2 separate regions of the Homo sapiens genome follow, and region 2 is linked to region 1. The links are chromatin loops, found by intact Hi-C in ENCODE. Cell type or tissue: psoas muscle. All regions are shown on one strand. Links, peaks and the distances in the headings refer to the core of each region. The heading gives the core; the rest is flanking DNA. Region 1 overlaps KIAA1217. Region 2 overlaps KIAA1217.

Evidence for each region. Hi-C counts contacts between places; a loop is a spot of excess contacts. Peaks named below come from ENCODE experiments on the same cell type or tissue, not always from the same donor. Only the 100,000 strongest peaks of a DNase experiment are listed, where the experiment ranks them.
Region 2: a loop joins it to region 1, with 2.9 times the contacts of the local background. A loop is called at or near these places in 25 of 110 quality-filtered maps.

Annotation. Positions count from the first base shown.
Region 1 is chr10:24,509,002-24,525,617 of GRCh38, reverse strand. KIAA1217 reads right to left here. Exons shown (of 21, transcript NM_019590.5): 10 at 12,184-12,359; 11 at 5,365-5,495; 12 at 3,689-3,836; 13 at 854-1,295. It overlaps LOC124902394 (a long non-coding RNA gene), which reads left to right. Exons shown (of 2, transcript XR_007062089.1): 2 at 56-146. Among named protein-coding and RNA genes, the nearest start is that of ARHGAP21, 210 kb to the left of the region's middle. In psoas muscle, for the core only: a CTCF peak has its summit at 6,427 (motif pointing right); a DNase peak (open chromatin) is centred at 6,467; H3K27ac peaks cover 2,139 bases.
Region 2 is chr10:24,363,516-24,380,131 of GRCh38, reverse strand. All of the region lies in intron 2 of KIAA1217, which reads right to left. Among named protein-coding and RNA genes, the nearest start is that of MIR603, 96 kb to the right of the region's middle. In psoas muscle, for the core only: a CTCF peak has its summit at 8,829 (motif pointing left); no DNase peak of the experiment used is centred there; H3K27ac peaks cover 2,340 bases.

The DNA.
Region 1 (16,616 bases), core at 4,541-9,540:
CAGCTCTCTTAATTCTAGACCCACCACCTCAATCAATTCTGTACGTTGTTTCTAGATTAATTTCCAGAAGATGCCATTTAAAAAAAATCACGGATTAGAGCTGCAGCATTTCTCTGATACCTTCCAAATAAACTCCAAACATCATGGACTGTTTTTCAAGCACTCAAGTCAGTTTCCAGCCCATTTCCCCAGTCTTAGGTCCTCGTTCTTGTTCCACTTAGACAGGCTTAGTCATGGTCCCAGACTTTGATCCAGCATTTTAGTATCCTAGGATGCCCTCACCACCCTCCCATGCTAACCAGGTTCCACTTATCATCTAGATGTGTGGCAGACCCTCCCCAGGCTGCCTTCACCTCAGTGGAGTGCTTGAAGCCGGCTTGTCCTGGCCCAGGAGAGCTGATTGTTACATTTCTCCCAACTTCAGCAGTAGTGGTGTCATGTCATAACTTGAAATCAGCCATGGTTGCGATATTTACACCATGGAAATTGGCAAATGCCACACACAGATCTGCACGCACCCACTCTGCCCCCCCACCCCGCCGCCACAACCGCTACCAGAGAGCTGGTTGTTAAACATTTACCAGCACACTGCTGTCTCACCTTCCTACAGGCCAGGTGTCTCACCTTCCTACAGGCCAGGTGTCTCACCTTCCTACAGGCCAGGTGTCTCACCCTTCTCTGAAACCACATGACCTATCTCTTAACCTGGCCACTGAATCCCACTTCCACTTCCAAAACCCTGTCTCTGATCCATACACAATCATGTCATCATCTGACCTATAAATGCTTTAAGGGAAAGGTCCATGTATCAGACTCCTTTATGGGGTTATGAGAAACAGAAATAGGACTCTACCTCGATAGACACTGCCCTGTTCTTGGCACTCACACTGTGGATTTCTTCAATGAACAAGCTCTGCATGGCAGACCCATTCATGGGTATCTGTGGGGACTGCGGAGCCTGCGACATCTGCAGAGTGGAGGTTGCTTCCTGGGGGACGGCTGGGGAGCTGGCCACGTGAGGCAAGTTCTGAGCAGGGTTCAGCAGGGCCACGGAGTGCTGGGAGGGCTGGATGACCACAGGGGAGCTCTGCGCGTGGCGAACCATCATGCCGGACAAAGGCACCACTTCCGACTTCGCATCGCCAGGGGCACCTGTGCTGTGGAAGGGCTGGCCGGAGGTGTGGGCTGCCTCCTCCTGACTCTTCAGGACTTCTGCGGCTGTGGCCTTTTCCATAGCCATGTACTGTGCGGCTTGGGCTGCGTCCGTGCCTTTCAGGAGCCCATCAGTGACATGTCTAGGAGAAACCATGCACAGCGGCATTAACCCTCATGTCACTTTCTCATGGTGGTATACTTGCAGGCTATGTCATCCCAAAGCCAGGTGAGAGTCACACATCCCAAAGCTCAGAGTAGCCGCTTAGGGACATGTATAGACATATCCCTTTCTGCTGGTGCAGTTGTGCTCAGACCCTTGCAACTCCATCATTGTTTGGGGGGTGGGTAGAAGAAAATGAATCATGAGTCTAACAGCAGCCTCTCTAACTCCTCCGCCTGATTCTGGCCTATGCAGCCCTCAAATATGCTTAGTTCTAAGCCAAAAGTTTGCTTATTCCCTCCTCCTTTCACTGCCAAGCATCTTGGGTGGGCCGCCCACATTCTAATTCCTTCTGTTTGCTCTTCTGTATCTCAACCTGTTGCTCACTGGCTTCCCCACCTGGATTCAACGAAGTCTTGCCACAAGGTACACAGTGACTCGAAATCTAACGGTCGTGTTTATTCCTCAACTTCCTCTGGTGTTTGGAGTCATTTGAAGCTATATGTCCCTCCCCACCCATGATGTAGTGGAAAAGACAGAGTGTCTGGTGTCAGATCTGTGTTTGAATAGCAGTTAGTTCATGCTTTATATAACGTTGAGAACTTCGCCTCTTTAAGCCTCAGGTGCTTTTGCATAAAATGGAGTGATGAAGATGGGGATGACGATGGTGATGATAATGACTTCCTCAGGACCTGTCGTTAGGACTAACATTAACATTGTAAAGTTATGTGTGAGGCAATGTCAAACATGGTACTTGACCTCTAATTTTTAGTTAGTCCCTCATCCCCTTTTTATTATGTTACTTTTTTTTATTTGAAAAAAGACATTGCATTCTATAACTCTTCTGCTACTCAGTGCTCTTTCTTTTGCTGTTTCTTTTTTTACCCCAATCCCTTAGATTCTTAGAGATCCCCAAGGATTTGTTCTCTCCTTTCCCTATCATTCTGCCTCAACCATCTCTTCCATTTTCTTTTCTTTTAAGAAACAGGGCCTCGCTCTGTTGCCCAGGCTGGAGTGCAGTGGCTCAATCCTAGCCCACTGCAGCCTCAAACTCTTACGTTCAAGAGATCTTCCTGCCTCAGCCTCCTAAGTAGCTGGGACTACAGGTGTATACCACCCTTCCTGGCTAATTTTTAAAATAATTTTTTGTAGAGATGGGGTCTTGCTCTGTCACCCAGGCTGGAGTGCAGTGGTGTGATCATAGCTCACTGCAGCCTTGAACTCCTGGCCTAAGTGATCCTCCCATCTCAGCCTCCTGAGTAGCTGGGATTACGAGCACGTGCCACTGCACCCAGTGATCTTTCCCATTTTCAATAATCATCTCCATGAAGCTGACTTCATGCTCTGTCTCCCAGGCTGGAGTGCAGTGGCACAACCTCGGCTCACTGTAGCCTCCACCTCCTGGGTTCAAGTAATTCTCCTCCCTCAGCCTCCCAAGTAGCTGGGATTACAGGCACGCCACCGCCTGTAATACCTATGGGAATTCACTATGTTGGCCAGGCTAGTCTCCAACTCCTGACCTCAAGTGATCCACCCACCTCAGCTCCCAAAGTGCGGGGATGACAGGTGTGAGCCACTGTGCCTGGCCAGTGAAGGTACTTCTGGCAACACAAATTTTGCATGCATATGTGTTTTCAGTGAGTGTGGAGTCCTGGAATTTTCTTTGCAGTGAAATTCCTGAATGTCTTTTGGTCTTTACTCCACTGTGACCTCTTCGGTGAGCAGGTTTACCTTTGGTAAGGAAGCCTGGCCCAGGCCACTCAAAATGCTTTGTTCCTCTTTTCTAGGTGGGACCAACAGTCTCACAGATACTCCTTCAGGAGGTCATTTAAGAAAGACTTTGTTTACTTCTATTACATTTCTTTGAACTGAATTCATCTATGCCCCTGAAGTGAAGGAGGCTAATAAACTATTTCAATCAATTTTTCAACTTCAAAATGTTATTTTAAAAAACCCACCTTCCGATGATTTTTTTAAAAGAAATGGAGTCTTTCTCTGTTGCCCAGGCTGGAGTGCAGTGGCTCAGTCATAGCTCACTGCAGCCTCATACTCCTGGGCTCAAGGGATCCTTCTGCCTGTACCTCCTGAGTGGCCACCACACCTGGCCTTTCAGATGATTTTAAAACAATGTTTACTGTGTCTATTAATTTTAAACCCTAGGATGGGCTCCACCTAGCAATCCTGTGTTGAAGAATTAGAACCTCAAGCCATATTGCAATAAAAGTTCAAGGGTGAGAAGGACTTGGGGCTTTTCCTCAGGACACTGGATGTGTCCTGGGAGCATGGTGGAAGGCTGAAGTCCCAAACGTCCACTCTCGGTTTCCCAGTGCACCCCTCCGCAGGCCACCCCCAGCACGATGAGGGCCCGGTCACCTCCGCAGCATGGTCAGGACGTCTGTCATGCTGCGCACACGCTTCAGGAGACTGTCCAGCTTGTGTGGCTCCTCCTTCAGAAACCGCACGGCCTCCACTTCTATGCGCAGGATGGCTCGCATCTTGTTTTGTAAGGTTGGAAATTCTCCTGCAGGCCCAAACCAGCAGGTGAATTGGAGGAGAAAAAGCCAGAACGACAACCCTCATCCCGCACTCCGATACTGGACAGAGAAGTGCAGAGTTCACAAGCCACAGGGTGGCTCACACATCTTCAGGTGGCAGTGGGTTAAGAGCACAGAGGAGCATTGGAGAAACTCACCTTGGGCAAGGGTAAAGCTCCTCTAGGCCTGTTTCCTGTCTGTGTATTTGGGATAAAGCCAATTGACCATTAGGGTTATTATTATTACTTTTTAATTTGACTGGCTGACAGGGTCTCACTCTGTCATCCAGGCTGGAGTGCAGTGGCATGATCAGAGCTCACTGGAGCCTCAAACACCTGGGCTCAAGCGATCCTCCTGCCTCAGCTTCCTGGATAGCTGGGACTATTTAGGTGCTGCACACCACCATGCCCAGCTAATTCAACTTTTTTTTTCTTTTTTTGAGATGGAGTCTCCCTCTGTCACCCAGGCTGGAGTGCAGTGGCATGATCTTGGCTTACTGTAACCTCCGCCTCCTGGGTTCAAGTAATTCTCCTGCCTCAGCTGAGTAGCTGGGACTACAGGTTTGTGCCACCATGCCCAGCTAATTTTTGTATTTTTAGTACAGACAGGGTTTTACTCTGTTGGCTAGGCTGGTTTCGAACTCCTGACCTCAAGTGATCTGCCCGCCTCAGCCTCCCAAAGTGGCATGAGCCACTACGCCTGGCCAGAAAAAAAAAAAAAAAAAAACTTTTTTTTTTTTTTTAGAGATGGGGTTTTGTTATGTTTCCTAGGCTGGTCTTGAACTCCTGGCCTCAGGCGATTTTCCTGCCTTGGCCTCCCAAAGTGCTAGGATTGCAGGCGTGAGCCACCGTGCCTGGTTACAGGTTTTTAATTTAATTTAATTTTTTATTTTTTGTTTTTTATTTTTATTTTTTGGAGACAGGGTCTCACTCTGCCACCCAGGCTGCCAGGCTGGAGTGCAGTGGTGCAATGGTGGCTCACCATAGCCTTGACCTCACAGGCTCAAGAGATCCTACCACCTCAGCCTCCTAAGTAGCTGGTACCACAGGCATGCACCACCACACCTGGCTAATTTTTTTTTGTGTGTGTGTGTATATATATATATATATATATATATTTTTTTTTTTTTTTTTTTTTTTTTGGTAGAGATGTGAGTCTCTCTATATTGCCCAGGCTGGTCTTGAACTCCTGGGATCAAGTGATCCTCCCACCTTGTGTTTTTAACGGGTTTGGCACATGCATCCCGGTGCACTGTAAGAGCCTAGCAAATAGAAAGTGTTACTGGAATCATTTAGTGTGAAATCTTACAGCACCCACTCTAATACCAGCTCCAAGAAGAGGGGGATGTGCACCTACTTTGTGCTGTGGGGTATCCCAAGTGTCCAGAACAATGCCTGGCACATGTAGACGTTTAATAAATACTTGCATACATGAATGAATCCTCTATGTGGCAGATTTTTAAACACCGCAGGAAAGACAGCTCAGACTCCTCCCCCGACCCAGCAGAAAGTTTACCTTTCAGGGTAGCTACAGCCTCTCCCACTTGACGCAGGAGGAAAGCCCCGTCTTCCACGTCTTTCAGAGTAACCAATCGGCTGGCTGCCGTGGAGTCCTTCTTCAAGTCTTCAACAAAGTCTTCCAACTCGCTGCGGGAGCAAGGACACCAGCACATAGAGCTGAACACGAGGCCTCACAGAGGAAGAGGAGGGGCCGAGTGCCCGTCTCAGCCTCTGATTTTGTGTAGAGCCCCAGCTCCTCCCCCCTGCCTTTCGTGTGGTGGTGGTGGAGGGGGGTCGCTCATCTTTTAACAGTGGCTGGGAACATTTTGCAGTGGTGTGAGGCAGGTACAAGGAGGGTTTTCCAGGGAATGTTCTACATTGGCCAAAGGGACGATTGTGCCTGGCTAACAGAGGACCGAGTCTTTTTATTCAGTGGTGCTGATGCCAACAGAGGGACAGAAGGAGGGATAGGTGGGAGGGTGGGGTAGGAGAGAGAGGGAGAAAGAGAGAAAGAGAGAGAGAGGGAGACCGACCTGCGGTGCAGTAAAACAAGAAGCCCACAGTGGTTAATATCAGGCTTTTCAACTTCAGCATTTGACATTTTGGGCTGTGTAATTCTTCGCTGTGGTGTGGGGAAACTGCACGGTACGATGTTTAGCAGCGCCCCTGGCCTTCATCTACTGGATGCCAGTAGAAACCTTGCCTACCCCAGCTTGTGACAAACCAGAATGTCTCCAGACCCAGACATTGTCCAATGTCCCTGGGGAAGGGGGAGCAAAATTGCCCCTAAATGAGAACCTCTGGTTTATACTGATTGTCTCATCAACAAGGATGAACTCTTCTCCAAGCTACCAAGAGAAGAAATGATTGCAGAAAATAAAAATGACGACAGACGTGGTGTCTGTGGATAGAGGGGAATGCTAGCTCCAAGAGACGGAGATCGGAGACGAGGTCTCACCCTTGAGAAAACAACCACCTCCTTGGCCACATTACTAACCCCATCCTAAACACCTATAAATCTACGGAGAAAAATCTCAAAGGAAACAGGGATAAAGAACTTTCAGAAATGCGGACCACTAGGGGGCAGTAAGTGAACAGCGATTCCACCTCCTGGAGCCCGGATTGTGGAGCCAGCGTCCGAAAGAGAAAAAGGAATGCACAGTGTCGTCTGCAAACTGATGGCCCTCGAAGGCCCTTTCCACTTAGGTGGGCAAGTGGATGGAGCTCTGGATCGCATGGCAGCTGCGGGAGGGGTTCAGGCAGGATGCCACATGTGTTCAACAGGATCCAAGGGAAAATAACAAATTCCTCCCCTGCAAGAAGTGGGATGGAGTTTTTGGTGATGTCTTTGATTCTGTTATGAAAAATAAACCAAAATTGCTTGTGGCCATTTCAGATGAAATGATGCTACTTCAGGACCAGAGGGAGAAAGCCTCATCTGCTCATTGTCCACGTCTGTGAACTATGGAAAGGGGCCCAGTGTTCTGTGAACACACCCACGGGAAACTTCCTACAGCTATTGGATTCTTGACACGAAGAGATTGTGCCACCTCACTGAAGGGCTCTAAATAAATATGGTAACTTCGTGTGGAAAAGTTCTTTTCTATTGCACAACCAAACAGAATGACTTCCCTGTATTGACTGGACACAGGGTCCAGTCCTGCAAAGCTTTGCTGGAAGAGCTAAGGACCAAATATTTTCCTGGTTCCGTGAACAACCAACATGTCTGTCAGTGCGTAATTAATACTTCAAGGAGCTGTCATCTGACTCAAAGTCAGTCTGCCTAGAATTCTGTTTTGATCTCTTCTATACAATATGCCTCTTGGATTTCACAACCTTGCATACGGAGACGCTTAAACTTCACAGCTTTATGGAATATACAGAAATGTATATTGATACAATTGTACACAACAATATCACTTCTATGCAAACGTTTATGATACCTACTTTAGATAAAACATTAAAAATCAAATTTGTTCATTCAAAAATGTAACAGAGACATGGGGCTAAAATGAATGCTGGAAATAAATTTTTGACATGGTAATCAATATGACTTTTAAAATATCAGCTTTGCTCCACAGAATGTCAGATATTCATAGACGTCACAGTTTACAGCATTCTATTTGTTTAAGTGGCTTTTCATCCTAGCTTTGTTAAAAAGAAGCATGCAGTTTGTTGGAATGTATTTCACTTGACTGTTATTAGAAGACCAATTATTATTTTCATGTAGAAATTATCTAGACCCAATTTCTTTTCATAGTTTTATTTTTTTATTTTTAGACAGTCTCTCTCTGTCACCCAGGCTGGAGTGCAGTGGCCTGATCTTAGCTTACTGCAACCTCCGTCTCCCGGGTTCAAGTGATTCTCTTGCCTCAGCCTGCTGAGTAGCTGGGATTACAGGTGCCCGCCACCATGCCCAGCTAATTTTTGTATTTTCAGTAGAGATAGGGATTCGCCATGTTGGCCAGACTGGTCTCTAACTCCTGACCTCAAGTGATCTACCCACCTTGGCCTCCCAAAGTGCTGGGATTATAGGTGTGAATCACTGTGCCCAGCCCATCTCTTCACAGTTTTAGGCCCAAGTTTCTTCTCTCTGCCTTCTGAATGGCTCACCAGTAATTCAACCTAACATGCTCCACAAGGAGACTTATATTCTAGTACTTGGAAGAAGAAGAAGGAGAAGAACAAAAAGGAGAACGAGGAGGGAGAGGGGAAGGAAAGAGGGATATCACTGTTCTGATATTCCAGAGTTGAAATTTCTGGCTTTTAAAAAATAAGCTCTTTTTAAAAATCGACGCATAATAGATGTGAGTTTTGGGGTACATGTGATAATTTAGTACATATAATTTGTACAGATCAAATCAGTGTACTTGGGATATCCGTCACCTTAAATATTTGTCTTTTCTTCATGCTAGAAACATTCTAGTTCTTCTCTTCTAGCTATTTCCAGCTGTCTTTTATAACCTGCTGTCTTGCCATTCAGATCTAGCCATCCAATCAGTTAACCTACTTTATACCTTATGGAAGGAAAATTTACACTACCATTATTAAAAGGATATATATGTATATAGATATTTTTAGTTTTTTTTTTTTTTTTAACAGGGTTTTGCTCTGTTACCCAGGCTGGGGTGCAGTGGTGTGATCGTGCAGCCTTGACCCGCCAGGCTCAAGCCATGCTCCTACCTCAGCTTCCTGAGTAGCTGGGACCACAGGTGTGTGCCACCATGATCGGCTAGGGTTTATTTTTAATTTTAATTTTTATTTTGTAGACATTGGGTGTCCCTGTGTTCCTGCGTTGCCCAGGCTGGTCTTGAATTCCTGGGCTCAAGCGATCTTCCCACCTCAGCCTCCCAAAGTGCTGGGGTTACAGGCATGAGCCACTGCACCCAGCCAAAAGGATATATATTTCAAAAGGTGTTTTAAAGAAGAATTTTGAGAGCTAGTCTTAGACGGTGAATACCATAGGACGTTTTGCATTTGACTTCTTTCTTACTTCTACTATGTGGTTCAGGCCTCACTGCCTTTTGCCTGACGGATACAGTAGCTTCCCATATGGTCTCCTAGTCACTGATCTATTTTCCTCTTAATCAGTCCGGCACATGATCACCAGAGGGACCTCTCTCCAATACAGCTCTAGCTTTGCTACTTCCTTGATCAAAAACAAAAACCAAACAAACCCAAACACTCAGTGTCTTCCTCATCATTCTAGGCAGTAACTCTCAAATGTGAAAGTGCTTCAGAATCACCGGCTTTGTTTGTAAACTGCAGATTCCTAAGCCCCATCCACAGAAATTGTGAATCTGGGGTTGAACCCCGGAACTTTCAAGAAAAGCCAGAAATCCAGGTTTCTCTTACAGAATCTTCCAATCTCTGTAGGCACAGCCCAGACAGGCATCAAGCAGGTATGTGAGGCCTGAGTATGGTCTAAGATACAGGAAGTCAGTGTGCAAATGGGAATGACACTCCCCAAATATGGGATGTTATTAGTATCTTGCACCCAACTCTGCTGCCTAACTGGACTGCTCCCCAGTTCTCTAAAGACATCTTGCATTTTCCAGGCCAGAAACTTGTTGGTTTGCAGGGTTCTACTGCCTGGAAGTCCTTCCATCTCTAGCCTCTGCTGATGCAATCTCCCCATCTTCAAGGCCACCTCAGTTGAGTTTAACAAACCATTTCTTTCTTTCTTCTTTCTTGTTTTAGAGATTGAGTCTTGCTCTGATATCCATGCTGGAATGCAGAGGTGCAGTCATAGCTCACTGCAGCTTTGAACTCCTGGGCTCAAACGATCCTCCTGCTTCAGCCTCCTGAGTAGCTGAGACTACAGAGGCATGCCACCACAGCTGGCTAATTTTTTATTTTTAGTAGAGACAGGGTCCTGCTATATTGCCCAGCCTGTTCTTGAATTCCTGGTCCCAAGTGATTCTCCCACCTCAGCCTCCCAAACTGCTGGGACTATAGGCATGAACCATTGTGCCCAGCCTAACAAACCATTTCTGAAACTACTATGTGCAAGATACTGTTTGTGGCCTGTGGGTCATACAAAGAATGACTTCATTCAGGTTAAGTCTTCCTGATCCCTGGGTTAGTCTCTCTTTTGTGTGGGTACAACTGGTACCTGTAAATCCCCTGTTCGGGGCTATACTCCTATTTATCAGGTTGCCTTTGCTAGACTGAAGATCCTCAAGGGCTCTTTGCCTCTTTTACTCATCTGTGGCCTTCCCACAAATCCAACCAGATAAAGCCCTCTTATGATATGTTCGTTCCACTACCTTTTCTGTCTCATTCCTATGCTAGGCTGTAATCTCAGAGTATTATTGAGATTAAAGATGGCTTTTCTAGGCCAGAAGTGAGAATTATCTCAGCTAACCAATAAACACAATTTTTAAAAAGAAGAAATTTACTGGCCGGGCGTGGTGGCTCATGCCTGTAATCCCAACACTTTGGGAGGCTGAGGCAGGTGGATCACCTGAGGTCAGGAGTTTGAGACCAGCCTGACCAATATGGTGAAACGCCGTCTTTACTAAAAATACAAAAATTAGCTGGGCATCATGGTGTGCACCTGTAATCCCAGCTACTCGGGAGGCTGACATAGGAGAATAGGCTTGAACCCAGGAGTTGGAGGTTGCAGTGAGCCGAGATCATGCCACTGCACTCCAGCCTGGGCAACAGAGCAAGACTCCAACTCAAAAAAATTTTTTTTCATAATTTTATTGGAAAATTTATATAAATGTTTTTAAAAGGATATATATTTTTATTTTTATTTTTACTATTATTTTTTGAGACGGAGTTGTGCTCTGTTGCCCAGGCTGGAGTGCAGTGGTGCAATCTCGGCTCACCACAACCTTCCCCTCCCGGGTTCAAGCAATTCTCTTGCCTCAGCCTCCTGAGTAGCTGGGACTACAGGCACACACCACAATGGCCAGCTATTTTTTTTGTATTTTTAGTAGAGACGGGGTTTTGCCATGTTGGCCAGGCTGGTCTCGAACTCCTGACCTCAGGTGATCTGGCTGCCTCGGCCTCCCAAAGTGCTGGGATTACAGGTATGAGCCTCCGTGCCCAGCCAGGATATGCATTTTAAAAGAAGTTTTAAAGAAGAAACTGGAGACCTAGTTTTAGATAATTGGGCTGTCACAAAGACATTTCAGACAAATAACAGCCTTACCAACTCATGGTGGGTGATTAACTCTGTCTATAAATGTGTGAACTAAGTAGAATTTTGGAAGCTATTTTGAGATATGGATGAACAGCAGCCTAATTTAATTTATTAGGAAAAGAATAACTCAAATTGATGTTTTTTTCCCTCTAGACTGCTGAGAGGGACACTCTAATTTTAATCAAACACATTAGGTTGGCATCCAGGGCGACACGAGCCACAGCTCCAATAGGAGATAGGTGACTGAGCACAATGCTTTCCATCATGGAAATCTTTTCTCATTATGGCCATGAGAAGAGTTTGCAAACTGCTCCCTTACAATCCCCATTTGAAAGATTTAAGTTTTCCAAGAAACAAGAGAATTATCAACACTGGAGAAACCCCTCAAAATTACTATTCATTATACTAAAAGGTGAGATAGTTCTATGATAAATCTTCATTGCATACCAAAACATACAATTACCATAAAAGATGTGCCTGCCTGGTGACGGGGGAGTAATAAAATTCTGCTCATTTCAATAGTAGGACTTGATAGATGCTTTCAATAAGAACCTTAAATAACATTCATAACAGCTAAGGAAGCATTTTTCATTCTGGATCAGATACATTTTACATTTAAATTCTTCTTTTGCAATTTTAACTACAGTTGAATAATAGGAAGATAATTTTAGAGCTGTGTTATTTTGGCCATTAGTTTTAATTTATTGAGATGAAATATAGGCTTCCTATTTGCCATTGGGTTTTGCCATTTACTCCTTTTAATTTTGTGTGTTGCTGAGCCCTGGAGGAGAGTATGAAGCTGCAACTCTCTCTGTTTTTTTTTTTTTTTTAAGAGACAGGATCTCCCTGTGTTACCCAGGCTGGTCTCGAACTCCTGGACTCAAGCAATCCTCCCGCCTCAGCCTCATGAGTAACTGGGACTACAGGTGTGAACTACCATGCCCAGCAATGCCGCAACTTTTAAAGAAATTCAGTCACCTGAGGGCCACTGAATTTCCTGGGCCTCCATGGACAGGTGCTGAAGTGTCCACATATACCAGCATCAGCAGAACTCTAACTTTTACACAGTAGGTGCTCAATAAAGAGAGGGCAAGACCACCAACTGGGAAGGACCTCCTTCTTAGTAATGATAATTTTCCTTTGCAGGTGAAACAGCTCAACATGCAAGTGACTGGCACTCACCACAACTTCTTGACGATCTTCTCTTCCTCATGAAGATATTTTTGTCTCTCTTGCTCCACTAGGACGCGCTGTCGCTGCACGGGATCCTCCAGTCTCTTCATTGTTTCCATCACTTTGCCACTGATTTCCAGCTCGGCCTTCTTCATCATTGCCCTCAGCAACTCCTGGTTCTGCAGCTGTGAACACAAAAAAATCAACCTCAGTGGGCTCTGCCTGCCTGAAATGGAGGCGAGTGAATGCCTTGAAGTCTTCGGAGCACTTTGGGTAGACAGCCCTGCGGCTGAATCTTTACTTATTTCAATGAGAAAGGAAAGGGAGCAAAGACTGTACATAATGTGGCTTCTTCCACCAACATCTGAATTTTGGCAGCCAACTGGCAACCAGACTGCCTGCAAGACAAAGGATCCTTTTTCTACTCTGGTCAATGCATCATGGACAACAGGCGTAAACTCTCACTGATGTATCTTTAGAGGGAGCAGCACAGGGCACCTGCTTTGGAGCCAAGAAGACTTTGGGTCTAATCCCATACTCTCTCTCTAGCCCACTGTGAGACTTTGGGCCCATTATTTAGACTCCCTTGGTCTTCATTTCCTTACCTCTAATGATGGGGAATCCACTTTCCTTGGCCATTCTTGAGGGTTACATGAAATACCGCATGGTGTAGAATGGGAACTCAACACGTGGTGATTTGGCTATGAAATACGTCAGTATCAGTTCAAAGAGGATCTGTGTCCTTTTCGTTCACATGGTTCCATGTACCAAGTACCATGAAATCACAGATGCTTAAAACATAGGACTTTAATGTTGGCAATGATAATGATTCTGGATGAGTCCAGGGCTTTTGGCAATTTATGAATTTCTCTAGATTGGAGGTAGGCTACCTGTATACAGAACTCACAATTTCCAAACAGTTCCGAGAACATTCTTGTTTCTCATCCCAGAGAATATAGGAGGTGGGAGCTTTATTCAGGCTTCGCAGGAGTCTGGTTGAGCACTTGAGTCCCTGGAGCAGGACAATTTTCTAACAGCAGCTCCATCGAGTGAATTCACTCAATCAGCCTCCATCACAATAATGATATTATGCCTAGTATATTATCCCCAAAGTTCCACTGAAATATCATTTAACAAATTTCAATGGTTTCCTGTTTTCCGGTTTCATGGACTGGTTTATCATCTCATGGGGGTGATGATGTCTTTGTCAACTGTCCATTATCCATGTAAATTGAGGGGAAATGCAATCTGACCATGTCACCACCTGCTTAAAGCCACATCATGCCTTCTGTTTTCTCTGAATAAAGATAAAACATTTCAACACAGGCCACAAGCAGAACCACCATTAGGTCCCAACATCAGCACTGCATGGTGATGAACTGGCCTCTGGGGAAAGACTGCCTGGGTTCGATTTCCAGTTTTACCACTTAGTAGATGTGTGTCCATGGGCAAGCTATTCACCTCTGTGTCTATCCAAAAAAGGGGTAGTAATATCTCATAGCTCGTAGGTTGGTCATGGAGACTCGGTGAGACAATAAAATAAAGTGTCTGGCACCAATCTAAACCTGAACACGTACCAGCCATTGCTAACAGGGAGGGTGAACTAGTGGGTGGAGCCTGGCATTTTGTCTGGGAGGGAACCACATAGAAATGTATCACTTTTGGTTACTTTCTCTACAGGACTCATGATCATGCTCTCACACCACTTTTGCTAATGTCTTTTTATTGTGGTATTAAAAGCCAGTCAGTCACTATTTTGCTAAAAGGCATCATTTTTTTGCTTGTTTGTTTTTTTTGAGATGGAGTTTCACTCTTGTTGCCCAGGCTGGAGTGCAATGGCACGATCTCAGTTCACTGCAACCTCTGCCTCCCGGGTTCAAACGATTCTTCTGCCTCAGCCTCCCAAGTAGCTGGGATTACAGGTGCCCACCACACCACCACACCCGGCTAATTTTGAATTTTTAGTAGAGATGGGGTTTCTCCATGATCATCAGGCAGGTCTCGAACTCCTGACCGCAAGTGATCTGCCCGCCGCAGCCTTCCAAAGTGCTGGGATTACAGGCATGAGCCACCGTGCCCAGCCAAAAAGCACCATTTTTAGAGACAGTGTACAGAGAACAACATCCTCCTATGCTCTCTCTGGCTGCAGCCCATTCTCCAGGCGCTGGGCAATCTGGTCGCTTCCCTTGTGGCTAATCTCCCTCCCTCCATGCACCTGGCACTCTGCTCAAGCCATACATCATTTCAGTTCTTCATAGGGGCCAGGCTCCTTTTTTTTTTTTTTTTTTTTTGAGACAGAGTCTCACTCTGTTGCCCAGGGTGGAGTGCAGTGGTGTGATCGCAGCTCACTGCAACCTCCGCCAGACTCCTATTTGCCAGGCCTTTGCACCTGCTATTCCCATCTCCCAGAATGCTCTTCCCTCCACCTGGTTAATTTCTGCCCTCCACAGAGTCTCTGGTACACTGTGTCTGGCATATTAGCAGAAAACTGAAAATACATCTGTTGAATGAATGAACTGAATGAATCAGTAACATTGATAAGAACAGGCAACAATGAAGAATCCAAAATTCTTCTCTAAATGGTTGAAACCTGCTGTGACCCATGGGCTTAGATATGTGTTGGGATCAGCTCTCCTGTGCCTTGTCTTGCTCTCACTGCGGGGATGTGGCAGGGCTACAGGTCAGCACTGTTCATATCGGTTGATTAACCACACACAGCAAAGCCACGTGCTATCAAGATGATTTGCTCAACTTCAGTCCCTGTGTCCAATCCCACAGAGCTCCTGCCTTTGAAGGGGGCGGGAATGAGTGATGACAGGGTTGTGAGGGGAAAATGAGTAGATAATTAAATGGGTCTAAGAGTGACCAATGCCTGGGTCCCAACTGAGAGATTCTCATTTTACTGGTCTGAGGTACCGTCTGGTTGTTGGGAATTTCTAAAACTCCTCATATGATTCGATTTGCCACCAAGGATGATTTCATGGACTAAGAAAAGGGCTTTTGAATAGACAGATGATGTCACTGTGCCATGAGCTATGGGGCACAGCAGGGCACCTAACCCTCCTGCCCAAATTTTAAAACAAGCTTACGTAAATCTGGGGTCTGGTTAGATAGTGGATATTAACAATGGATATCATGCTAGAAATTATTGGTGGAATATTTAAAATTCATAAAATTGAAAGGTGGGAAAAGTGAGGCCCTGAGAAGTCAAAGGACATGCTCAGGGTGTGCTCGGCAATTAGAGAGCACAGTTAGGATTAGAACCAGGTCTTCTGAATTCAACTCATCAATTTCCCCACCACCCCAAGTTGTTCTTCTATCAAGGCAGGGAGCATGCCATTTTGTTCACAGCTACAAGCAGCGTGTGGCACATGGTAGGTACCCAACATATACAGTTGACACTTGAACAACACAGGTTAGAACTGCATGCATGGGTCCACTTATATGTAGATTTCCTTCCTCTTCTGCCACCCCTGAGACAGCAAGACCAACCCCTTCTCTTCCTCAATCTATTCAATGAGAAGACAATGAGGATGAAGACCTTTATAATGATCCACTTCCACTTAATGAATATTATGATTTTCCCTTTCTTATGATTTTCTTAATAACATTTTCTTTTCTTCAACTTACTTTATTGTCAGAATACAGTATATATTTGACACAGCAGGCATGTGAAAAAAACAAATATAGTATATAATATGTACAACATACAAAATATGTGTTAATCAACTGTTTATATTATTGGTAAGGCTTCCACTCAACAGTAGGCTATTAGTAGTTAAGTTTGGGGGAGCCAAAAGTTATGGATTTCTTACTGCATGAGGGGTCAGCACCCCAACCCCCATGTTGTTCAAGGGGCAACTGTATTTGCTCTATGAATGAATCGCAATATAACGTTTCTGAGAAGGATAAGAAATATTGGAAAATACAACGGGGCATAATGTTTAAACACAACTAGACTTACTCCACTAGAAGAGGAGGAGAGGGAGAGGCTCTGTTTCAATCCTAGGCTTTATTATCCTCCTGTCTAGAAAGCGGGGCCTTACAGGATCCTGCTGAGGGTACTAAAGAGGGAAGCTGTCATAGCTCACCGGCTGGCACGTGGGCAATGAGGAGTGAATCATGAATGAACAAGGTCTACATAGGTTCTCTGTCTGCTTTCCCAGTCCCCCTGCCCTCCCTGTCTGGTGTTCTTGCCACTGTCTCCAGGCTGCAGGACAGTTCCTGCTTATCTGAGCACAGTGTAAAAAAGTGCTAAAGATATGATGTGGATCACCATCTTTCTCTAAATGCTTCAAGTAAATTACTTTTTGGAAGCTCAAATTGTTAAGTTGGTTTTTGCTTAAGAGGTGATACCTACATTTCAATAGTTAAAATCAACTGTCTTGAGGCACAAAGTTTACAGACAATAAAACATATCCATCTTAAGTGCACCGTTCGAT
Region 2 (16,616 bases), core at 5,981-10,980, 150 kb after region 1:
AGAGTCTCATACCAAGACTGTTTCCACAATCAGTAAACTCACATTGCAAGGGAGATTTTTATTTTATTTTATTTTTTCTGAGATGGCGTTTCATTCTTGTTGCTCAGACTGGAGTGCAGTGGTGCCATCTTGGCTCACTTCAACCTCTGCCTCCTGGGTTCAAGCAATTCTCCTGCCTCAACCTCCCAAGTAGCTGGGATTACAGGCATGTACCATCATGCCCAGCTAATTTTTGTATTTTTAGTAGAGATGGGGTTTTGCCACGTTGGCTAGGGTGGTCTCAAACTCCTGACTTCAGGTGATGCACCTGCCTCAGCCTCCCAAAGTGCTGGGATTCCAAGGTGCGAGCTACCATGCCCGGCCTTATTAATGATTTTTGAACAAGGTACCCTGACAATTCTTTAGCCAGTCCTGCCTTGAGTTTTGGGCTACAGATTTGTTTCAGGGATGCCCAAGGTGTGCCTGATACTCTAGCAGTACCCTTTGAGAATGGGATGAGCAGCTTCTTGCTAAAAGTACAAGACGACCCCTCTCAACAGAACCAATTGCATTATCCAGACAATCACACCTTCCTACATGCCTCTCAGGACCTTCCCATAGAGGAAAGCAGGGATAAGGTCAGTACCTTCCGCCCTGTGTTTCTTAAGGGATGTGGCTTCAAGGAGATGACTGGGTGTTCTACAGGAAACTCAGCAAAGATATGCCAATATCATGACCAGAAAGGACATGCATTAACAGTGAAATTGTCTCCTTTGGTTAATTTTTCTGTACAAGTCCCCAAAGTGGTGCATTCCTAGATTTATTTTTTACAAAGTCTGCTTCTGTTATGGGGATCTGGCTTTGACACACATTACAAGTATTTGACCAGGAAAATTATCCCTAAATCACTGCCCAGTTCACCAAGATTTAGACAAATTCACGTGGTCCTCAGTGAAGTAGCTTCCTCCTTACTGTGCTCAGCAGAATATCAAGGTATGATGTCCTCATTCCTGACATTTTTTTTTAAAGAAGGTAGATTCAGTTTAGCAAGATAGCCAAGAAATAATATTACTTTAAGCAACATGGCTACATTTATAACCTCTGCCTTTTGGTCATCTTTATAGCTCACGGCAGAAACCATACATTTGATGAGTTGTCATTTTCCATTGCAGAAGGTAATAATCCTTGAAGAAAATCAAAATCAAATCTCTGTTTCTTGTTCAGGGTCATCGTAGTGGTAGGTAAGTAGAAAAATCAGAGATGCAGGGCTATATATTTTTTCTCCCCTCACTTCCTAAACATAGCTATTTAGCTCCAAATGTAAACTCCTCTTTTTGTTGTTATTCACGTTCTCACTGAAAACGATCACTACATATTAGCAGTCTCCTCACACGCAGTACCCTCCCCTCTGATGCCAGCTTGCTGCTGAGACATCATTTAGTTCAGAGAAAAGACAATGGAAATTGCTGACACTTGTGCCAGATACCCTGTGATCTGATATGCTGGAAAAAAAAAAAGTCAAAATAGCATTTTGGAACAGTGCTAGGCACCATGGGTAAAAGTGGACCAGAGATAAAAGTTCTTGAGCTCGTCAAGCATGTAAGGTCTATATGGGGGCAAAAGATAATATATATGCAATAGATGGACAGGAAGAATGAAGAGGCACATCACCCTGGGTGCAGAAGGAGTCTGGGGCAGTAACTGCTGAGTTTAAAGGGGCATCAGGGGAGGAGGAAGAGTGTAGGTGAGGGAGGTGCGAGGGTTGCTCTGAACTGGGCAATAAAGTACAGGGCTACCCACTCCCAGCCTGGTCTTTCCTGATTGGACTGAACAGTAGTCACCTGATCTTAGCTGGATCAATCAAATTCTCGCCCCTGGAAATGTCTTTCCTGATTGGGTCAAGAAGTAGTTACCTGAACTTAGCTGGTCCAATTAAACTCTCAATTGTAAATTTAGATCTGGGACAGAGGATCTATTAGTCAATGTCTACAGAGAACTTGAAACAACTTAGTTTTCAACTTGAAGCTGTGGTTAACGTGGGCAGGAAAAGTGAAACAGAAAAAAGTGCAGAGAAAAAAAATAAAGCGAATCTGTATTAAAAAACAGAGATGTGAGACCCCCACGATCTTCAGAGAGCACAAAAGATAAGACAGCAGCCATCTGGGGTCTCCTGGGCTTCCCACTTTCTGTTTCCAGTACACTGTGGGGTCCTTCCAATGAATTCCTTCAATTAATTCAGTTTTTGTTCTTGCACTAGTTTGGGATAACGGTGCCTTACAAGCAAACCACCGCTGACCAACACCAATTCTAATGGTTCCTCCTGGCTAAGCTGCTAGGATGCTCACATATTCATATTAGTAAGAACCATGGAGAAAGCTAAACTCTCTGGAGCTTATTTCCATAATCATAGTTCCCATTATTTTATATTTCATAGATGAAAATTTCTAAAGAAATATTTCCCCCAAATTTATGAGGGGTTACAATACAAGGATGTTGATTTTATTTTGCAAAGTAAGAGGCATTAAAGAAATCTTACTCTCTGTGGTATCATTTTTTTACCATAAGAAAGGAAAGATACTTTAATACCAAAAAAGGGGGAAGCAAACACAATTTCAGGTTTGATCTAGTGAAAAATTCTTTATGTTGGAGTTAGTGTTCTCATTTTGCCTCCGGTGAAAACTTTTCTCAGTCATGCATGGCCTACAGCTTGGTGTTTGAAGCTGCTACCCTAAGCTGCTGAGTGGAGAGCTATGCCTAACTGAGGAGGAAGCAGGGGATGGTGGGAATATTCTCTGAGCCACGTGAGCAGGACTCAAGGGTCTGTAAGACTGGATTTTCCTCCTTGCTCCATGGAGATCCATGACACCAATCTCCCTCTGTTTCCATCACAACCTTGTAAAGACTTCCCCAAATCATTAGGCAACCCCAAACCCGCAAACCCAAATGGTAAGCCCTTTGGGGTCATGCATGAAGGGGGTGGTCTGTATAATCAGGCCACCTGAACCCCACTTGTCCTTTCTATTCTTCTCTTCTTCGAAGGGGTCTCTCTGTCACGAAGACATTCTGGTGTCATTGGCTCAATGCAGCTCTCTCCTCTTCTGCATCTGTGATTGACCCTATAGAAATATTCTCTTCCTAATGAAAGGATGAGGGAAGAAATAAAGGACCCAACATAACAGGTGCCTGCTGCTCTGTATCAAGTAACTGTCATGTGGTAACCTAATTTAACCTTCCCTGTAACCTCACACTACTGATTACCACTGAGAAAATAGAAAAAGCAGCTTGCCCTGAAACTCTACCAAATGAAAGGAGCAAAGATCACGTGTGGCGCACTCCAGAGTTGACACCAGTGGTAAGATTGGTTGGTTGGTCATTCATTCATTCATTCATTCAGTCAGACAGGGTCTCTATTGCCCAGGCTGGAGTGCAGTGGTAAGATTATGGCTCACTGCAGCCTCGATCTCCCAGGCTCAAGCGATCCTCCCACCTCAGCCTCCTGAGTAGCTGGGACTACAGGTGTGTACCATCATGCCCAGCTAATTGTTTTAATTTGTAGTAGACGAGGTCTCACTTTGTTGCCCAGGCTGGTCTCAAACTCCTAAGCTTAAGCGATCCTTTCATCTCAGTCTCCCAAAGTGCTAGGATTACAGGTGTGAGCCACTGCACCCTGCCTAAAATTTTTATTTAACCAGGAGTCTGGGAATGCTAGTTCTAGTTCAGCTTCTGCCAAAAACTGGTCCACATATAACCTCGTTGAGTCACAGGTATCTCATCTGTAAGGCCAGAGGTTGAGCTAGTTGGTGTCTCAGATCCCTTGCAGGACCAAAACTTTCTAACTCTAAGTACACATCATATAAGAAGAAAAGATCATGTCATCCAGAAAAACAGTTTACTGAGATTTCCTTCGAATTATTTATCCTATAGCACCTGCTCCATAGATATATGTAGCTAGGTAGTGCTAAGATCTGGCTTTCCGCATTTATGTCCTCAAGTGTATGCAACATAGTTGAACAGCATTAATTTTTAAAAGACGGTCATGATTTCATTTTAACATCATGAACAAATATTTGCTGAAATGTTCACCAAGTGCACTGTTCTGCGAGGGAGATCAGATTTATTCATATTCTTTGCAATGCTATTGGATTTGGAGATAACAACAAAGATAAAAGAAAGTTAGAGCTAGAGGTATTGATGATGTATTTTTCATTCCCGTTTTCAGACCCTTAAACCCTAAATTGAAATGCCGAGGTCCAGAAAATGAACCTGCAAATGTAGCTTTACGTAATATGTTAATTGCCAGGAACAGTGGGGTGTCTGGCTAGCCAAGGTATTCACTTTGCTTCAGATTACGTTCTATTGTGAAAAGAAAAATCAACATTGCCGTGATGAAGTTTTACTTCATCCTAATTAATGCCCAATTTGCCACAGGGCATTTGAAAATACAATGAAGTTTTCCACATGCAAATGTATTTGGAATGACTCATTCCTAGCACTCATTAAAGGACATGGTTAATTTAATCATGACATTCAGACACTTTAGCCCCATTTCTTTCACTTGTGAAACTTTCAACTCAAACCCAGTCAAAATTCTGATTTCAGTTGAAGAGAACATTCTAGTTGCTAGGTACTTTTATTAAAAATTCCAGGAACAAAATATTAAATTAACAAATAAATCATCCACAGAATTTAGGTTTTCTCTACCATTCCTGCTTCACGGTACTCCAAAGGAAAATTAATAAACTCTCACTTTGGAAGCTCTACGCTTCTAAATTTGCTTACAGAGTCCTTTTTACAAGCCACAGTGCAGTTGCCTTTTTCCCATTTTCTGCTCTCCTTCTAGTTTCCTGTCTTTAATGTCCATGCTGGGTTGAGGACTAAGGGTGGGAAGGAAGACAGGGAGCTCCATCGGGCACACCTGGCTTCTATCTTATCTCCCATCCTTACATAAACCCATCCCTGGTGACAGCATCAGCTGAGGCCTTCTTCCTCCAGTTGGCCACCACCTGCCATTCTCTGGTGAGTCCTGTGACCAACAGCCAGGTGTATATTTCGAACAGCGAGCCCTGGGGTCAGGTACAGTGGCTCACACCTGTAATCCCAGAACTTTGGGAGGCCTAGGCAGGTGGATTGCTTGAGCCCAGGAGTTCAAGACCAGCATGGGCAACCTAGTTGAGACTCTGTCTCTACAAAAAATTAAAAAATTAGCCAGGTGTGGTGCTGCACACGTGTAGTTCCAGCCACTGGGGAGGCTGAGGCAGGAGGATGGCTTGAGCCCGAGGTTGAAGCTGCAGTGAGCTAGGGTGACACCACTGCACATCAGCCTGGGAGAAAGAACAAGACTCCCATCTCTAAAAAATAACAGAAGAATACAAAATTTAAAAAAAGAACAGCAAGGCTTAGCTATGCATGTCTTCTTGGCAACTTCCCACGGCTTCTGTGGCTTATGGACAGAAAAGCAAAATCTGAATGATATCTCCCCAGTGCCATTCTTGCAACTATGATCACTCTGGGTAATAGACTGAGACACCCATGATTCTAAAATACAACGGGTGGATGTGAGAACTGCAACACAAATGGAGAAGAGAACTGTAGTTAGTTTTATTATGATCTTGCAATTTTGGGGTGGGTCTGGCATTAAAGACTCAGAGAAATGGTGGTAGAGGAGAATAAATCAGCAGCTTTTGTTTTTAATAGAAACCTTGGGTGCAGGCGCTAGAGGGTCCTGCTGTTAATCTACAGTACAATATACACACACACAAAATCGAGTGTTTAGTGGACATCTGGATGCTGGATGTGAGCAGTTTGTGGATACTTGCCAGGATGACTAGTAACCAGGAACTTCTGGGCCTTACAATAAGATAGATCTATATTCACTAACCACATTTTAATGCCAACTTCCAACGGTGCATATCTGAGATTCTCACGTTTCTCCTAGCTTAAGTTGAGGTCTGATAATTAGTATTTCTCTTCCCTGACTTAGATAAAGGGGAAGCATTTTCTCTAGGATTTATTTTGATGAAATATCCTTGATACACTCAGTTTATATCCTGTTTCTTCAACGCTAATATTTCAACACTTTTCTCCCTTTTCCATCCAAAGAGTACCCAGACGTTATTCATGATTTTCACCTGTGAAAACAGAATGGCATTTGTTCTGGATGGAAATCAGACGATTCAGCAGTTGGGCAAAGTACAACTGCATCTTTTGTTTCCACATTTTCCTTCTCTGTGTGTATTATTTCATTATCAGATTGGAAAGATGAAAGGGCAGTGATACCCATTACCCGCTGCCCACGGGCAGCTCATATGGAGCCAGCCACAGTCATCCCTGCACTGAGGCATCCTCTGTGTGGAGCGAAGTGAGCCAGGCAGGACCCCTCTGCCAACCCATTGTCACCATGCAAAGCCCCCTGCCTTCCTACAGCTGCAAACAAACAAATGACAAGGACACCTCTGTGCAGAAAAGGGCTCTTCCTCATTGTTTAAAGAAGCACCACACTATGCAAATACTCTCCATAGAGTATTATCTGTGTGTCAGATTCATCTTCTGAGGTATTGTTAATTTACCTTGTCCTTGTGGTTGTCAGAAACAACAAAAAATTTATGGAACTTCTATTGCTAGCCATCACCTCCTGGGAAACTTCCAAGCCTTTAAGTTCCAAGGTCTTCCCACAGGGAAGGGTTGTTAATGGTATCCCCATGCTACAGAGGCCACTCTGAAGACTCTCTCCCTAAATTGGGGTTAGAAGGTAAAGGTATCTGGAAAAGACGTCTGGACTTACCTCCAGAAGGGGAAAGGAGGAAGTTCCTAATTGCGCAGGAAGAGGGGAGTGGATGACTTCCCAGAGCCAAGAAGAGGGTGGCAGTTTTGGTGTCAGTGGTGGCGATGGTGCTCTTCAAATTGGGAAGACCTGTATTCCATTTGCAAGAAGTGACCCACAACTGGGAAGATGGATGTGTGACATGCTTAGAGTGGGTGGAACCAGGTGCTCACACTTAGGATACTTGGCAAAGGTCCCCATAAACCTGGATGCAAACAGGCTGCACAGAAAGCAATTCACTATAAGTCCCAGGAGACTCAGAGGCCCTGGCCTGGTTTTATTGGATTGGACAAGCTCCTCAAGATTTCCTTATGACTCCAAGTGAGGGGAAAATGCTTCCCCTTAATATGATGAGGATGAATTTCTCAATAATTGCTGAAGCCAGGATAGATTGGTTTGATTTGGGAAAATTAAGAAAAGTGGTAGTTCTTGTACTGGAGTGTCAGGAAGCAAATCTGTACATATTACATCTTTAATAGAATAAGTAAATCTTGAAACAATTTGGAGGGCTGGTTAACAAATTACAATGTCTGTGTACTCTAGAGTACTACACAATCATAATAAAGGTGTTTTAATGGAATTTTGGGGTATAATTTAGTAATTGGACACAATAGAGCCAAATGCGAGCATTAGTTTTCTTTTGATGGTGGGATTACGGGTAACATTCTTTTTAAATAATTTCACCTTTTATTTTAGATTTAGATTTATTTTGGCGTGCAGGTTTGTTACATGGGTATATTGCAAAATGCTGAGGTCTGGGGTACAATTGATCCCGTCACCCAGGCAGTGAGCATGAAACTGACCCAACAGTCCCATAGATTATTTTTTTTGATAAACTGAACAAGAAATTGTTCTGGTCTCAAAGCTGGAAACCAGTATTTGTTTTATCTGAGTTCCTTCCTCAGGAAACACCTTTAGGACTCTCAAAAAAGTATCAAAGAACTGAAACGCACCAGATCACCACACCAGATGCCACACCCCTCATTCATCATGATTGTTTCCTTGCGCCTTCTCAGTTGTTGTTTTCTTATGTGTTCTTAACGTTTCTTTCCTGCTATATAAACCCCTAGTTCTAGTCAGTCAAGGAGATGGAGTTGAGACTGAGCTTCTGTCTCCTTGGCTGCAGCACCCGATCAAAGCCTTCTTCCTTGGCAATACTTGTCTCAGTGATTGGTTTTCTGTTTGGTGAGCAGCAGAACCTCGACCAAACCCCCGGTGTTTTTGTAACAAGCGTAGTATTCAATGGGTTTTCAACCCTTGCTCTCCTCCTGCCTCCCCACTCCAGGAGTCCCCAGTGTCTATTATTGCCATCTTTATACCCATGTGTACCCAATGTTTAGCTCTCACTTATTAAGTAAGAACATGCTGCATTGGGTTTTCTGTTCTGCATTAGATTGCTTAGGATAAGAGTGACACACTTTCTTTATTTCTCCAAAATAAGAATATGTTGTTTTTACAAATCAGAGAATTACTAAATAGGCATGATATTTTTAAAGAATAGATCAGAGGAAGGGAACTTTCCCATAAAACATTTAGAATCCAGAAGGATTCCTGTCTATGGTGACCTGAATGTATTCATGCCCAATTCCTGTCTTCTCTTGTGTATTCTGTATGATTGGATTCTAGGTTTAAGAACTTGTCATTAGAGATGGCCCCTGAAATGACAACACAAATGCATGGGGAAAACATGGGAAGGGAAACACGTTTTCATTTTCATGCCATGCAATATTTGGCAAGAATCCAGTTCTTACAAAACTTCCAATTCTACAAAACGATACAGTTAAGAAAAGCGCCAAGGCCATCAAATCAATTTCAGACATGCAGATTGCATTCCACCTTTTAAAGAGACAGACTTCCACATCTGTAGTTCTGATACCATTATAGTAATTTAATTTAAAGGCTCTTAAAATTTGATTCTAGGTAAATTTGGAATTTTAGCAATTTTCTATGATCCCAGAGATATTTTCCACCTTTCAACCCTTCATAGTTTGTAGATGATACAGTATTCTTTTTTTTCCCTTGAAGAGGTTTGGTTCCACCTAGAGGAGCTGCTAAATCTGTTGCCTTGCAGAGGAGACAGGGGTTCTTATCAGATCAGAAGGCAGGGTGGCCTTTTCAACTCCAGGATTAGACATCAACCTGCCACCTGTCTGCCTTGTGGCCTACCTGTAACATGACATAAACTCTACTGAAATACCACCTCAGATTGACTGCTCTCTGACTCCTCCCCAAAGCCAGAATGAGACAAAAGCTATTTAAAGAAAATAAAGCCTAGCTCAACTATGATCTCCATTTAGCATCCTTCTACCAAGTTAGAAAATTAGATCATCGGTAAGTTCCAAGTCTGGATCTCATTAACTCAGACTTTCACCCCTTTCAGAAATACGTTCATGCAATTTTTATTCAGTGATGTGTTTTCTTCTTTTCGTTTTGCCGATACAAAATTAAAAGCCTGGACTAGGTGTGGTGGCTTACACCTATAATTGCAGCACTTTGAGAGGCTGAGGCAGGAGGATAAATGAAGCCAGGAGTTTGAGACCAACCTCGGCAACGTCCCATCTCTACAAAAAACCAACATGAAAATTAGCCAGGAGTCGTGGTGCACACCTGTAGTCCCAGCTACTCGTGAGGCTGAGGTGGGAGGATCCCTTGAACCTGGCAGTTCAAGGCTGCAGTGAGCTATGCAGTGATCATGCCACTGTACTCCAGCCTGGGTCACACAGCAAGATCCTGTCTCTAAAAAAACAAAAGCCACATGAAGAATACTGCTGTTTACTTGTTGGTCCTGCCTACTATGCTGATCAGTGTACCTTTTATAAAGGCACGAACAATGTTTCTTTCACAATTTGAAACAAAGAATATGATTTTGCTTCCTGAAGGATTAATAAGTATTACCTTGTCATATGTAAAATATCATGTATGTCAGGAAGCTTGAAAGTAAATTTAATGTCCAAGCTAATCATAGTACCTATATTTTAAAATTTGCTTCCTCTTCTTACGAGATTTTGCTTTTTGATTTTCAGTGTATCTACCTTAGGGTAGATGTCTTTTTTTTTTTTTTTTTTTTTGAGACAGAGTCTCGCTCTGTTGCCCAGGCTGGAGTGCAGTGGCGTGATCTTGGCTCACTGCAGGCTCCGCCTCCCGGGTTCACACCATTCTCCTGCCTCAGCCTCCCGAGTAGCTGGGACTACAGGCGCCCGCCATCACGCCTGGCTAAGTTTTTATATTTGTAGTAGAGATGGGGTTTCACCGTGTTAGCCAGGATGGTCTCGATCTCCTGACCTCGTGATCTACCTGCCTCGGCCTCCCAAAGTGCTGGGATTACAGGCGTGAGCCGCCGCGCCCGGCCAGGTAGATGTCTTTTTATTGCAAGTTGCCTTGAATACAACAATTAATTTATTCTTTCTCTCCTTTCTTTCTGAAACAAGAAAAGTAATGCCTTATCAACAAGTAAAATGTTGAACAGGCTTTGGCTGCCAAAATCCTCATTGGTTGAGGTCTGAGCAAGACTGCAGATGCTTTTGTAATTCAGAAAGTCAGGAATGCACTTTAAAAGGCTATAGGATAAAAGGTGTCTGTGTGAGGATTGCTGTTATTATACTGATAAAAGGAAAGAAACCTGCTTGTAGCCTTTGAAGTCTCAAGTAAAATACAACCAGCAAAACATGGTGCTAAGTACACATCTTAGAAGGCCTTCTTAACAAAAGCCATTTTTAAGCTCATCTCTGCAACCTAGGCTTCAGTGCTTTATGGAGAGGATGTGGGATCCCAAGCCACGGAATCGTACCCCTAAAACTTAATTGCATTGTTGCCAAACCAAAGAGGCTTTCCTTGCTAGCAAAGGCCCTCACCCTCAGTGAGGGTATGGGCTGTGCCATGGGAGAGCTTATGATGTCCTCATCACCCCACAGTGGAGAAGGCCACAGGGAACTGGGCAAGAGGGACTCTTGTGGGTTCCTGGGGTCACCAAGGCTCAGAGCTTATGGCCAGACCCTCCCCATACATCCTGGGAATAGCGTTCACTGTTAATTTCAAACACATTCCCCCTCCCGCCAGTCCAAAACAACCACCACTACCACCTGCCCAATTTCACTGGAATGATTTTCAAATGAAAACACACACACACACACACACACACACACACACACACACATAGTGAAAGTTCTAACTAGCTTTCTGCACCAAAGATTCTGATTTTCCTCTAGTCCTGCTCTAGGAAAGTATACCAGTGTTTGAAGAGATGGACAGAAGACAAAATTTATAATGAGAGAACTTACTGTTTTTATCAGGTTATTTTATGAAAAGCAGACTCCAATCCTGCCATGAACTCACGGTGCAACTCCATATGAAACCTTTCTGAACCTCGGTTCTCACTTTTATAAAATAATCAGAATATCTACTTGATAAAGTGAGAAGTAATTGGAAAAATGTTGCATGGGACAGCAATTGGTAAATTATAAAAGATGCCAACCATTTAGCTTTCCTTAGGTAGTAAGCTGGTGTTACTCTCAGTAGGGTGATTCTAGATGGCTCAGCTTCCTACTGTTCTTGGGAAGTCCCGTAGCTTCTGGGATCCTATGTGAGAGGAGAAGGGTACAAACAAACCTTTAATGGATCCACCATGCCTTCATCTTGGTCTTGTGAGATAGGTAAATAGTTACATCCAATTTCAAAACAGAATTTGACATCTGGAGAGGATCTGAGAGTTACTCATTCACTAAAGGGGGAAGATCACCTTCGATTTCCAACCTTAACCTTCATCCTATTCCATCTCTGAAAAACAGCATTATAATTTAAAATGCTTGTAAATGCCAAAAAAGCACTTCAAGAAAAATTTCAGATATCCAATTATTTGCTGATATGGAAAAAAAAAGAAAGAAAAGGAAAGTCAGTACTGAAGATTTATTTGTTTCAAGCAGAAGAAAAAAAGAATAGCGGGAGGGAATCCCAAACTCAGTACTACTTATGATGGGAAAATCCCACTGGGCAATGTCAAATCTCTATTCTGAAAGTAGGAATAAAGGTTAATGGCAGGGTGTGAAGTTGTAGGGAAGAGCTCACTATGCCCTTCTTTTCCCTTTCTGCATTTTAACTTAGTGCACAATACATGCGCACGGAAATAATAAAGATGCCTCTATTTTGCATGAATTTTAGGAATGTGAAAATGATTAAGAATAAAATTAAGGATAAACACTCATCAGAATTGGGATGATGTGTGACATGAAAATTCTCTTTAGTGTCTAAACTTGAACTTTAATGTTTATTTGTCTGGGCAGGAACTTTCTAAATTGAGCTTGTTACCCTAAAAAGAGATCAATGAGACTGATTATTAAGAAGGGGAAGGTAAAGAGATAAGCATGGTCACTGAAGACTGACCAATGGGAAGGAGGTCACTTTTGTACAAAGCCAGATGGCCGAACATTTCCTAAGCACAACCATTACCTAGCTGTGTGACCTTGGGCAAGTTACTTAACTTCTCTGTGCCTCAATCACCTCATTTGTAAAATGGGGATCATAGTATACCTCCCCCACAGGGTTGCTGTGAGAAGTTAATACTTGTAAGGCACTTAGAACAGTGCCTGGTGTATATAAGTTCTAAAGAAATGTGTTTATTTCCATTATGATCATTATTAAAATGTATATAAGTAAAATGATCTGGACCCAACATTGGACACATTGGAACTGAGCAAAGCAGAATGACATAGCTTTGGGATTGTCAGAATGATTCAGGCTTCTGTTTTACTGCCATGAGTATTCTGCTGGAGCAAGCTGGCAAGGATAGGATCTCTGCTTAGAGATGCCCACTTTTCAAACAATTATTCAAAGATCTCCAGCTTGTGGTTGCATTACTGCTGATTCCACAATCCAATCTGTGGAAAGCAAATTAAATATTTCGAAGCAAGCATGCAATTAGTGTTCATTTTAATACTGACTCTCATAATTTTTAGAAATGCACATATTTCAGAATGCTACAAGCACTTGGCTCTGATAGTTTTGAATCAGGGATTGGGGTAAACAGCGAAAAGTGCAGGCGTTAGTGGCTGACACTGATTAGAATGGCACTTGCAGGTGAGGGAAAGGTGCAGGATGAGGGTGCAACTCGATGCAGAAAAAGAACAGGTAGAGTACTAACTCGCTGAGACGATTCAATTTTCATCAAGTACCTTTGAATGTCAAGTTCTGCCTGAAGAGAGATCAGCATGCCCTTCAAAGCCTGTGGACCAGGAGAAAACAAGAAAAAAATAGGAAAGAAAAGGGGTGAAAACATGAAGAGAAAAAGAATAGGTTGACCAAATGGACCACCTATTTATTCATGATGAAAATGTAGCACGGTTAACTCCTCTTCCCCGAAAAGAAAGAAAAATGATGACAGTTCCATCCTTATATTTTAGAAAGACATGTTGAAGCCTTAACTAGCAATGGGTTTGCCCCAAAATACCCTGCCATAGGCGCTTCTGAATTCACCTTGTATCATTGGAGAATGTGTCATATTAATCCACCATCCCTGAGGTTGTCCCAGAGCTGCAGGGAACTTACTAGAGCCTGCCCAACCCAAATGAAATAGCTTTCTTAGCCAGAATGCAGTCTGAGGCTGCCATCTTGATTGTCACTGGCCCCGGGCTCACTGGCCACTAGATTGCTCCACGAAAGCAGGCCTGTGAGTGCAGTGCTCTCTGCCCATGCTTTGCCATGCAGGAGGGCACACCCAAGGTGAATACATGCAGGAACAGAAGATCCACACTGTAATTCAGGGCACAAATTCTAATATTTGAACCTGGTGGACCCTGGAGTGTGCCTTTGGTTTACAATGCTTACTGTGCAAGCATTTAAATATTTTAATTCTCATTGATGCCACTGACTTTATTTTTATTTTTATTTTTAGTTTTTGACACAGAATCTCACTTTGTCGCCCAGGCTGGAGTGCAGTGGCGTGATCTCAGCTCACCGCACCCTCTGCTTCCCGAGTTAAAGCGATTCTCCTGCCTCAGCCTCCGGAGTAGCTGGGATTACAGGCGCCCACCACCAAAGCTGGCTAATTTTTGTATATTTAGTAGAGATGGGGTTTAACCATGTTGGCCAGGCTGGTCTCAAACTCCTAACCTCAAGTGATCTGCCTGCTTCGGCCTCCCAAAGTGCTGGAATTACATTTGTGAGCCACTGCATCCGACTCATTTTTGAGCAACTTAACTTTTTAAAAAAACATGGCAGTGAAATATTTTTTTGTGACTTAAAAAATGAAAATTTCTATAATCCTCATGCAAGAAGAGTGACTTCCTCTTGTGCCCAATATCTGCCAGTGGGGTGCCATAGCTGCATATCTTACTGCACACGCATATACACATATCCATAAGGACTAGTAACATATAGGAGCCTCTAAGTACCGTCATGATTGAATTATACAATATCCATGATCCATATCACCATTGTGTATAGATTATATATATGTGTGTATATTACTTAGAACTTAGTCCCACACATCAGACACAAATTTCCACTAGAAGAAAAAGAACACTTGAACACAGATGGCTACACTCGAAAGCCAAAAAGCCAAACAACAGGTCTCCAGACAAAAACTGTACTAAAATATTCTACCCAAGATGCACATAGGGGTTAAAAAAATAAATAAATAAATAAAAGAACTTGAAGAGACCTTGAAGAGAAAAAGGGAGTGACACTATTAGAAAAACAATTAGCTAAAGTGACCTCATAAAAGCCCTTTTCTAGGTGAATATATTCTCACCAGAAAGGTGAGGGTTGCTTAGGGCCCTCTGATTCTCTGCTCTGAAGTTTACAGGCTTCATCAACTGTGAAAGAAATACCCTGAAGTAGACCACAAATAATAAAGCCCTGCAGATGCATGGTAAATAAAAGTGTAAGATAAAAACAGGATGATAGATTTGAAGAGCTGCTATGGACAGGGAAAAGGGGGACAAAAAAAAAGCACAGAAAATCACAGAGCGATGATAAGTAACACCGGCTGCGGGAGGAGAACCAGGACAACCACAGCCCTTCAGAGAGGACCAGGAATGGAAAGTGGTAATGGAAGAGACCGGAGTCCCAGTGAGTCTGCCAGGAGGGACAAAGAGACCTCAACCACTCTCTGCTAGGTGACCCTCATCAGAGGAACTTACAACAAAGAAAATGAAATATGGAGAAACGGGGGCAAGGAAAGTCGCTACAGCCATTGCTTTAGACAAATATCATCTGAAAGTCAAGAAAGTAGGGGAGGATGGGTGAGGTGGCTCACTCCTGTAACCCCAGCACTTTGGGAGGCTGAGACAGGAGGATCGCTTGAGGCCAGGAGTTCAAGACCAGCCTGGCCAACATAGGGAGACTCCCATTACCACAAAAGATGAAAGAAAAAATTTAGCTTGGTGTGGTGACAAGTGCCTGTAGTCCTAGCTACCGAGGGGGCTGAGGGGGGAGGACTGCTTGACCTCAGGAGGTCGAGGGTGCAGTGAGTACAGTGAGCTATGATCACACCAACGTACTCCAGCTTGGGCAACAGAGAGAAACACTGTCAAAACAAAACAAAAAAAAAAGAAAGGAAGAAAAAAGAAAGAAAGAAAGGAAGGAAGGCAGGCAGGCAAGAGAAACACACAATTGCTCAAAGCCTCCGAACTGTGGAGCAAACCCCTAGTCTACCTGTTACATCTTTTCCTGCCTTTGCTAACTAAGGTCACGGAAACCTAGAAGCTGGAAGAATCTCCCACCATCAGAGCAGGGAAGGCCCCGGGATGCTGGAGACGTAGGAAGCCCTTCTCAGAAGATGCAATGGAATAAGCTCACGAACTTTAGGCCTCAGGATCCTATAATCACACATAAGTTTTCTCAGGATTACAAAATGAACCTCACTGAGAACCTTTTTTCGCTTCTCAGTAGGTTCCATCTGTGTGGAAAGTTTTGAGCCCAACAATAAGAGCAATAAAAAAGAAAACTGGATTTTATTAGGCCTCTCACATATACCTGCTAAATCAACGTGGAGCATTTACAAGCTTGATTTACGGCTTTGACTATACGATAGAAAATTGTTCTTAAAAAATAAGAGCGGGTGGCTGGGTGCGGTGGCTCACGCCTGTAATCCCAGCACTTTGGGAGGCTGAGGCGGGTGGATCACCTGAGCTCAGGAGTTCGAGACCAGCCTGGCCAACATGGCAAAACCCCATCTTTACTAAAAATACAAAAATTAGCTGGGCGTGGTGGTGGGCGCCTGTAATCTCAGCTACTCAGGAGGCTGAGGCAGAAGAATGACTTGAACCTGGGAGGCGGAGGTTGCGGCGAGCCAAGACTGCGCCATTGCACCCTAGCCTGGGCGACAAGAGCAAAACACTGTCTCAAAAAAAAAAAAAAAGTGGATGAGACCAGAGTTGAGTGTTTTCAGTGAACTTCTGGATTATCTATGCTAATGATAATCAGTAGTTTATCACATATAAAGAGGTTAGATCAAGATTAAAAGAATGGGCCTGGTGCGGTGGCCCATGCCTGTAATCCTAGCATTTTGGGAGGCTAAGGTGGGCTGAGTGCTTGAGGTCAGGTGTGCAAAACCAGCTTGGGCAACACAATGAGACTCCATCTCTACAAAAAATACAAAAATTAGCTGGGCATAGTGGCACACGCCTGAAGTCTCAGCTACTTGGGAGGCTAAGGTGGGAGGACTGCTTGAGCCCAGGAGGTGGAGGGTGCAGTGAACTGAGATTGTGCCACTGCACGCTGCACTCCAGCTCGGTCAACAGAGTAAGACCCTGTTTCAAAAAAAAAAAAAAACAAAAACAAAACCCACAAAAAACTAAAGGAATGTTACTGAGAAAACAGGAAG